2 separate regions of the Homo sapiens genome follow, and region 1 is linked to region 2. A link is an interaction called in ENCODE POLR2A ChIA-PET data of the cell type or tissue named here. Cell type or tissue: OCI-LY7. All regions are shown on one strand.

Region 1 (5,000 bases), 75 kb after region 2:
GGCACGGTGGTGTGCACCTGTAATCCCAGCTACTCAGGAGGCTGAGGCAGGAGAATTGCTTGAACCCAGGAGGCGGAGGTTGCAGCGAGCCGAGATTGTGCCACTGCACTCCAGCCTGGTTGACAGAGCAAGACTCTGTCTCAGAAAAAAAAAAAAAAAAAGACATACCCAAGACCAGGTAATTTATAAAGGAAAGAGGTTCAATTGACTGACAGTTCCACATGGCTGGGGAGGCCTCACAATCATGGTGAGAGAGTAAGGGATGTCTTACATGGTGGCAGGCAAGAAGAACTTGTGGAGGGAACTCCCCTTCATAAACCATCAGATCTCATGAGACTTGTTCACTATCAGCACGGGAAAGACCCGCCCCATGATTCAATTACCTCCCACCAAGTCCCTCCCACAACATGTGGGAATTATGGGAGCTACAATTCAAGGTGAGATTTGGGTGGGGATGCAGCCAAACCATAGAAGACACACAGTTCGAAATGTATTTATTAGGCCAAACTTGTTCACTGTTGCTTCAGTGATCTGTTGGTGCATAACTAACCACTACAGATTTTAGTGGCTTAAAACACTATTTTGTCATGAATCTGCACCCTGGGCTGGACTCAGCTGGGCAGGCAGGCTAATATTTCCTACGACTGTATTCTGCTAGCAGATTGACTGAAGGCTTGGCTCAGCTGGGACCTTGGGATGAGTAGGACTCTCTTCCTCCCCACGTACTCTCAGGCCCTTTACCTCTCCCATGGGTCTCTCCAAAAGAGTAGCTGGACTTCCTACATGACTCACAGGGCTCCAGAAACACAAAAACAAAGCTATCAGGCTTTCTTAAGGCTTAGACTTGGAACTGGTAGAATATTGCGTCTGCCACATTCTATTTGTCAAAATAAGTTCCAGCCCAATCCAGATTTAAGTGGAGGGGTTACACAAGGGAATGGATACCTGGAGAAGTGGTTCATTTGGAGACTACTCATATATTAGACTGCTACAATTGTATTTTTCAGCTGTTTGAACTATTAATTACTAGAAGAGATATACTTAACCCACACTCACACCCAGCAGTGAGGATGGATTCCTCAGTTTCTCCTTTATGTTCTCTTAGTTTTGAGCCTTTATTTTTTTTTTTTTTTTTTCAGACAGGGTCTTGCTCTGTCTCCCATACTGGAGCGCAGCAGCACAATCATGGCTCACTGCAGCCTCAGCCTCTCCAGTTCAAGTGATCATGCCCCTTCAGCCACCCAAGTAACTGGGAAATAGCCATGTACCACTATGCTTGGCTAATTTTTTAAATTTTTGTAGAGACAGGGTGTCACTATATTACCTGGGCTGGTCTGGAACTCCTGAACTCAAGCAATCTTCCTGCCTTGGCCTCCCAAAATGCTAGGATTATAGGCATAAGCCACTGCAGCCAGCCTGGCCTTAAATATTTGAGGCTATATTATTAGGTGCATACAAGTTTAGAATGGTTATACCTTGCTTTTATTGCATATATGACCCTCTCTATCACTAGTAATTCTAATTCTTTTAGGCTTAAAATCTATTTTGCCTTCTATTAATATTGATATGCTATACTTATTATGGTTAATACTTGCGTGGTAAATCTTTCTCCATTCTTTTACTTTGATCTTTGATCTTTTCTGGGTCCTTAATGGGTGTGTCTCTTTTTTTATTTATTTTATTTATTTATTTTATTATTATTATTTTTTTTAGACAGAGTCCCACTGTGTCACCAGGCTGGAGTGCAGTGGCACAATCTCGGCTCACTGCAACCTCCAACTCCCTGGTTCAGGCTATTCTCCTGCCTCAGCCTCTTGAGTAGCTGGGATTACAGGCACGCACCACCACGCCCAGCTCATTTTTTAAAAATATTTTTAGTAGAGATGGGGTTTCACCATGTTGGCCAGGATGGTCTCTATCTCGTGACCTTGTGATCCGCCCACCTCATCCTCCCAAAGTGTGGTGTGTCTCTTATAAGCATATAGCTGGTCTTTGTTTATTTTTATTTTTTGTTTATTTTTTGAGATGGAGTCTCACTTTGCTACCCAGGCTGGAGTGCAGCGGTGCGATCTCGGCTCACTGCAATATCTGCCTCCCAGGTTCAAGTGATTCTCCTGCCTCAGCCTCCTGAGTAGCTGGGATTACAGGCATGTGCCACCACACCTGGCTAATTTTTGTATTTTTATTAGAGAGGGTTTCACTATATTGGTCAGGCTGGTCTCGAACTTCTGACCTCAGGTATCCACCCACCTCAACCTCCCAAAATGCTGGGATTACAGGTGTGAGCCACTGTGCCGGCCAGAAGGTCAGATTTACAAGGGTTCTGCAGATGCCCCTGAGGCAGCTAGAGGCCTCACAGTGTGTCAGTTTAACTCTGAATTTCTGCTTTCACTTTGATTTTAGCCTCTGAGGCTTTCTTACTCAGCTCAGTAACACTTAAAAAAAAAAACAAAAAAAAAAACCTTCTGTGTGGTTTGTACAGCATTTTAAATTGTTGCTGCAGGAGGGTTGATCTGAGTGTTTTGCTCACTATACTGTCAGAAAAGGGAATCTATTATTTCTTTAAATATTTCCTCCTCTCCATCTCTTTCCCCTTCCTCTTGGAACTCACAGTTCACATATTAGAACTCCTGGATCTCTCCTCTAACTGTCCTGCCCTTCCTCTTATAATTCCCATCTCTTTATACTTGTTCTCTGGGTTTTGAGATTTTTTTTTTTTTTAATCTTCTAGGTCTCTTGTTTTGTTATCAATGTTTACCATTCCCTCTTCCATTAATTTTTTAAAATTATGATTTGCTGTTGTTGTACAATGTCTTTTCTTTTCTTTCTTTTTCTTTTCTTTTTTTTCTTTTTTTTTTTTTTGAGACAGATTCTCACTGTGTCACCCAGGTTGGAGTGCAGTGGCATGATCTTGGCTCACTGCAACCTCCATCTCCTGGGTTCAAGCAATTCTCCTGCCTCAGCCTCATGAGTAGCAGTGATTACAGGCGTGCACCACCACACCCGGCTAATTTTTGTATTTTTAGTAGAGAGAAGGTTTCACCATGTTGACCTGGCTGGTCTTGAACTCCTGACCTCAGGTGATTCACCTGCCTCAGCCTCCCAAAATGCTGGGATTACAGGCATGAGCCACTGTCCCCAGCCAAATACAATGTCTTTTTATGCCATTGACAATTCTTCTAAGGTGGAACCATGGTGATAGTGATGGTGGTGATGATGAAGATGGTGATAGTGATGCTGATAGTGATGGTGGTGATATGATGATGGTGATGGTGGTGATGATAGTGATGGTGGTGATAGTGATGGTGGTGATGTTGATGGTGGTGGTGATGGTGATAGTGATGGTGATGATGGTGATGGTGATAATGATGGTGATGGTGATGGTGATGGTGATAATGATGGTGGTGATAGGGTGATAGTGATAGTGATGGTGGTGGTGGTGGTGGTTATGATGTGATGGTGATAGTGATGGTGGTGATTATAGTGATGATGATAGTGATGGTGGTGATGGTGGTGGTGATGATGGTGATGGTGATGATGCTGATAGTGATGGTCGTGATGATGGTGTTGGTATTGGTGATAGTGATGGTGGTGATGATGGTGACAGTGATGGTGGTGATGATGATGATGGTGTTGGTGTTGGTGATAGTGATGGTGGTGATGATGATTATGATGATCTGATGGTGATGGTGACAGTGATGGTGACGATGATGGTGATGGTGATAGTGATGGTGGCAATGATGGTGATGGTGATGATGCTGATAGTGATGGTGGTGATTATGGTGGTGGCGATAGTGATGGTGGTGATGATGGTGGTGGTGGTGATGATGGTGATAGTGATAGTGATGGTGGTAATTATAGTGATGGTGATAGCGAAGGTGGTGATGATGATGGTGGTGGTGGTGATGATGGTGATGGTGATGATGCTGATAGTGATGGTGGTGATGATGGTGACAGTGATGGTGGTGGTGATGATGATGATGGTGCTGGTGTTGGTGATAGTGATGGTGGTGATGATGATTATGATGATCACGATGGTGATGGTGACAGTGATGTGACAATGGTGATAGTGATGGTGGTGACAATGATGGCGATATAAAGTTTCCATTCATTCATTTACCATTATGTGAGATATCCTACTTTTTCTTCTTCTCTCTGGCACCTCGGTCCCCTTAAGTCTATTGACATTTTCTTATTCTCACTCATAGCTCTTTGGCTTTCAGGGGGAGCCTTTAGGGTCTCCTATGCAGTGGAGAAAGGTAAGGTAACAGGCAGGATGCCACTCCTGTGATGAGCACCAGGAGGAAGGGAAGAGGTCTCAGAGCTGAAGTTGTTGGCAGCTCCCATGTTCAGGGATGGGGGAAATCTCCCAGTCCTCTCACCCCACAGAGCTCTCAGACTGTACTAGTTCGTTTTCACGCTGCTGATAAAGGCATACCTGAGACTGGGCAATTTACAAAAGAAAGAGGTTTAATGGACTCACAGTTCTATGTTGCTGGGGAGGCCTCACAATCATGGTGGAAGGTGAAAGGCACTTCTTACATGGCGGCAGATAACAGAAGAATGACAGCCAAGTGAAAGGGGTCTCCCCTTATAAAACCATCAGATCTCGTGAGACTTATTCACTACCACAAGAACAGTCTGGGGGAATCATGGGGGAAATCACCCCATGATTCAATTATCTCTCATGGGTCCCTCCCACAACATGAGGGAATTATGGGAGCTACAATTAAAGATGAGATTTGGGTGGGGACACAGCCAAACCATATCACCCACATTCTCCCCAGGCCAGAAAGGCCCTACTAGGACCTCAAAAGGAGACTGCATGCATGGGACCTAAGGGGATCCTGTTCCTATTGGGAATCCCAGCGTCTTGGGCCCTATACCAGGCCTCTGAGTTCCTGATCCCCTCACTGCTGGCCCACTGGAGAGTGAGAGTCCCTGTGGCTGCTTCCTTTCCTAGAGATTTCAGGTGAGCTTACCGTGTCACATGAAGGTTT
Region 2 (5,000 bases):
CGTGAAAATTCTGCCGCAACTTCTCAGCCCCTGGCAACTCCCGCAGCCTGGGGAACGGGCGGCAGGCAGGGCAGGGAGCTGTGAGCAGCTGGAGCCGCCGCAGAGCTGAGGCTTGGGGCCCCATCCCCAGCCCAGAACCCCTACCCGGGCAGAGCCGGGCAGGGTCCCAGCCACTGCATCCAGCACTGCCCACCCCCTGACAGGCAGCAGAAGGCCCAAGATTAGAGATTCTAACCCCAAGGGGAAGCCCTGGGAAGCTTGTCAGCTCAGCTTCCAAAATCAGGCCCTGGGGGAGGCAGATATTTGATAATGAATGATTCCTGTCTGATGGCTGCCCTGGGTGGCAGAATCCCAGGCTCTTATTAAGAGCGGCTCTGGCCAGGAGCCAGCAGGCCTGGTTTCAAAGGTTGCCCTCCAGCAGCTGTGCCGTCCGGGGCACCACTGCCCTCCCCACGCCCCAGGCCCACACTGTTCACCATGTTTAGAGCAGGTGCCCACAGCAGGTGCAGCCCGGGGGCCTTGAGCTCAGCCTGTGCACCATGGCGAGGCAGCGCCCCAGTCCCCCAGCCGGCCGGCTCCCGCCTGCGTCCTCCCTGTGAGCAGATGTGCGAGCAGATGTGCTTCAAGCTCGGCGGCTGCGGCCGCTCCGGGCTCAGCACAAGCCTCCTCCAGCCAAGGTCGCCGCTGATAGCCGGCTCGCTGCCTCCATGCCGCCTGAGTAGGAGGCGGGCACGATTTTGCATTGAATTGAGTCCCTGCGTGTGTAATATTTATGCACCCGTAACGTGTGTGTGTCTGTGTCTGAAGCAGCCCCCCCGGAGCCGCAGCAGCATCATGTCAATCACCGCCGAGCCCCCGGGAAACGACTCCATCGTCAGACGCTACAAGGAGGACGCGCCCCATCGCAGGTGGGTGGCAGGTGAGGGAGGACTGGGCTTTTGCCCCGTGCCACCATGCCAAGCCTCCTTACCCCGTCTCTGGGCCAGTCCACGCTTGCTGACCCAGCTGTCCTCGAAGCAACCCTGAAAGGCAGGGTACTGCTCATTGTACAGATGAGGAGGCTGAGGCTCAGAGGAGGGAAGCGGCCTCCCTGGGTTCACCCAGCTGCCTGTCCAAGGACAAAACCTATGACCCGTGGCTCCATGCTGCCCAGAAATCAGGTTCCCGGGCCCCACAGCCCCAGGGCTTGGCTTTTTCTGCCAAAGAATAAGAAACTCACAGCTGGGCATGGTGGCTCACACCTGTAATCCCAGCACTTTGGGAGGCCGAGGCGGGTGGATCACCTGAGGTCAGGAGTTCGAGACCAGCCTGACCAATATGGTGAAACCCCATCTCTGGTAAAATTACAAAAAATTAGCTGGGTGTGGTGGCATGTGCCTGTAATCCCAGCTACTCGGGAGGCTGAGGCAGGAGAATCGCTTGAATCCGGCAGGTGGAGGTTGCAGTGAGCCGAGATCATGCCCCTGCACTCCAGCCTGGGTGACAGAGCGAGACTCCATCTCAAAAAAAAAAAAAAAAGAAACTCATGAATGGCTTCTCCAATCTCCTCTCCCACCTTCCTTACTTCCTAAAAACCATTAGTGTCCTCACAAAGAGAACCACAGTAGAAGTATGCCTGGGCAACGGGTGTTTCCAGCCTGCCAGGGTTTGGCACGTCACCTACAAAGTCAGAGGTTGTTGGGCGGTTTCCAGAAGGGCAGAGAGCAAGCAGTGGCCTTGGAGGCTGGATCCACACCCCCGGTCCCACTGGGGCCTGGGTTTGGGCCTCTTAGCATGGCCTTCCCTGGCTGGCTCCAGAGATCAGCAGCAAAGACCTGCACTAGGCCGGGCACAGTGGCTTACGCCTGTAATCCCAACACTTTGGGAGGCTGAGGCGGGTGGATCACCTGAGGTCAGGAGTTCAAGACCAGACTGGCCAACATGGCAAAACCCCATCTCTACTAAAAATTAAAAAAATAAAAAATAAAAATAGCTGGGCATGGTGGCATGCACCTGTAATCCTAGCTACTGGGGAGGCTGAGGCAGGAGAATCGCTTGAACCCGGGAGGCAGAGGTTGCAGTGAGCCAAGATCGCACCATTGCACTTCAGCCTGGGTGACAGGAGCAAAACTCCATCTCAAAAATTAAAAAAAAAAAAAAATCAGACCCACACCAGCCCCTCCACCAGCAGCTGTGTTGCGGGGGCACCCTCTGGCCAGCCGGGGGCAGGTGTTGAAAGCAGCTTTCAGAAGCCACATGTGGCGTCTGCATGAAAGCACCTGCACCTTGAAGCACTATTGCAAAAACCACATGCAGACAATTGAGAACTCCAGAGCACAGCAAGCTTGCTGTGTCCACTCCGGCTGAAGGGCGCTCAGCTCCCAAACCCATCACACAGGGCAGATGGATCTCTGTCCTGTACCATGTCGGAGAAGAGTGAGAGAGACGTGAACAGCAGGTGGGGCCGGCAGGGCCTCTGTTCACCTGCCCTGGCTTTCCTCCTCCCCTGCTGGAGGAGGCAATCTCCAAGACCTCCAGGCCACCCACCCTTCCAGGGAGCCTCCTGCCTACTCCACCCTTCCTTGTCCCAACCTCCTCCACCCACACTGCCCTCTCAGAAGCAAGGCCACTCGGAAGCCTGGAACCTTCCAGAAGCTTCTCTCTCCCTTGCCTGCGTGTGCACACACACACACACTCACATGCATGCTTTCCCCCACCTCCCTTGTGTCTTGCAGCACAGTCGAAGAAGACAATGACAGCGGCGGGTTTGACGCCTTAGATCTGGATGGTACGTGCCTCTCAGATCCGGGAGGGTCCTGGGTAGGACGGGTCACAGAGGGTCACAGGTGGAGGGTCACAGGTCCTTAAGACCTACTATGTGGAATGGACTCAGAGTCGCTCTTGAACACAAAAGATAAGCCTCTGTCCCCCATTGGGCTTGCCCATGGCTGAGAGATGCCCTGTGAGCTTGTTCTTTGTCTTGTAGGTAATGGGGGCCCATCCGGCTGCTGTGCAGAGGGTGCGAGCTAGGTCTGGGCTTTTAAAAAGCGTAGCTCTCACATACTCTAGCCAGGCACCATGGAGGGGCTCGACCTGCATACCTGATCCAGTTTAATCTCAACAGCCGCTCTCAGAAATGCTATTGTTACCCTCATTTTATAGATAAAGACAGGAGCCTCAGAGACAGGAAAGAACAGGAGGGCAGAGAGTGGGCTGGGAGCAGGGAGTTCTCATGCGAAATTCATGTGTTGAGCTGTTAACCAGCCTCTGCAAAAGGAATACAGAATGCAGATGGAGAGGCCGACATTGGAGGGGCAAGGCCAGGGGGAGAGGCCGAAATTGGAGGTGCAAGGCTGAGGGGAGAGGCCAACATTGGAGGTGCAAGACTGTGGGGAGAGGCCAACATTGGAGGTGCAAGGCTGTGGGGAGAGGCCAACATTGGAGGTGCAAGGCTGTGGGGAGAGGCCAACATTGGAGGTGCAAGACTGTGGGGAGAGGCCAACATTGGAGGTGCAAGGCTGTGGGGAGAGGCCAGCATTGGAAGGGCAAGGCCAGGGAGAGAGGCCGACCTTGGAGGTACAAGGCTGTGGGGAGAGAGGCCAACATTGGAAGGGCAAGGCCAGGAAGAGAGGCCGACCTTGGAGGTACAAGTCTGAAGGGAGAGGCCAACATTGGAGGTGCAAGGCTGTGGGGAGAGAGGCCGACATTGGAAGGCAAGGCCAGGGAGAGAGGCCGACCTTGGAGGTGCAAGGCTGTGGGGAGAGAGGCCGACATTGGAAGGGCAAGGCCAGGGGAACAGGTCGACATTGGAGGGGCAAGGCAGGATGGGGAGAAGTAGGGAGGGTGAAGGCGGGCTTGCAGGATCACCACCTTCAAGCCTGTCTCAGCACCGAGGGAGGGTGGCAGCATCCCCTGGCCCCGACAGAGCTGGCAGCAGGGGAGACTGTGGCTCAGAGTCCTCCAGGTGTGCCCTGCCAGCCCCCTCTCTTCCAGGGCTCCCCCAGCCTTTGCCAGCTAAGGCTGCCAACCGATGAAACGAAAGATGAGTGGTCCTCCTTAATGGGGAAGCATCAGCGCTACCAAGTGTTAAAGAGAGGTTAGCCCCTAATCGAGGCTGGGTAATGAGAAGAATTGAAAGAGTTTTGGAAAGGGGAGAGAATCCCGGGCAACCGTCCAAAGTATTTTGCAGTGTCGGGAAAAATTCCATTTGCAGAGAAGCCTTTGTTATCAGCCCCGAGCAGATTTGTAGTTCTCTCCATCCCAGCCACCCAGAGCTCTGGGCAGTGGGTGTCTTTCCTCCAGGTGTTCTGGGTCCACCTGGGGTGAGAAGATAGGGAGGGGCTCCTATCGGGGCCAGACCCTCCTCTTCCTGCCCTGCTTCAGGCCCCTGCGGGCCGGGAAGCTGATGGATGATGGTGAGGCCTTAGGGTCCCAAAATGAAAATGTGGGGGCCCAATTCAAGAACAGAATGAAGCCAGCCGCGGTGCCTCACGCCTGTAATACCAGCGTTCTGAGAGGCCAAGGCTGGTGGATCACTGGAGGCCAGGAGGGGTGACATAGCAAGACCCTGTCTCTACAAAAAAATAATTAATTAGCCAGGCATGGTGGCATATGCCTGTAGTCCCAGCTCCTTGGAAAGCCAAGAGAGGAGGATGGCTTGAGCCCAGAAATTAAAAACCAGCCTGGACAGCATAGTGAGACCCCGTCTCTATAAAAAAAAATTTTTTTTTAATTATCCAGACATGGTGGTGCACACCTGTAGTCCCAGCTACTCCAGAGGCTGAGGCAGGAGGATCACTTGAGCCCAGGAGGTTGAAGCTGCAGTGAGCTATGATTACACCATCACACTGCAGCCTGGGCAACAGAACAAGACCCTCTCTCAAAAAAAAAAAATCTTAAAAACCAGATACCTGATAAAGCTTCCCACTAAGAGGAAGCTCCTGGAGGCTGGAGAACATCTGTGTTGGAGACATTCAATGCAGGACTCAGCCATCTGTGCCAGGGAACCTCAGAGACCCATC

What was found. ChIA-PET counts read pairs that join two places held together with the same protein. Peaks named below come from ENCODE experiments on the same cell type or tissue, not always from the same donor. Only the 100,000 strongest peaks of a DNase experiment are listed, where the experiment ranks them.
Region 1: POLR2A ChIA-PET joins it to region 2 with 5 read pairs; 2 of 35 experiments call an interaction of 5 or more read pairs at or near these places.

The regions. Positions count from the first base shown.
Region 1 is chr7:2,849,036-2,854,035 of GRCh38, reverse strand. No RefSeq gene overlaps it. Among named protein-coding and RNA genes, the nearest start is that of GNA12, 7.2 kb to the right of the region's middle. RefSeq lists a silencer at 2,278-2,397. In OCI-LY7, no CTCF peak of the experiment used is centred here; no DNase peak of the experiment used is centred here.
Region 2 is chr7:2,924,506-2,929,505 of GRCh38, reverse strand. It overlaps CARD11 (caspase recruitment domain family member 11), which reads left to right. Exons shown (of 25, transcript NM_032415.7): 13 at 808-908; 14 at 2,715-2,767. Among named protein-coding and RNA genes, the nearest start is that of CARD11-AS1, 17 kb to the left of the region's middle. In OCI-LY7, no CTCF peak of the experiment used is centred here; a DNase peak (open chromatin) is centred at 2,225.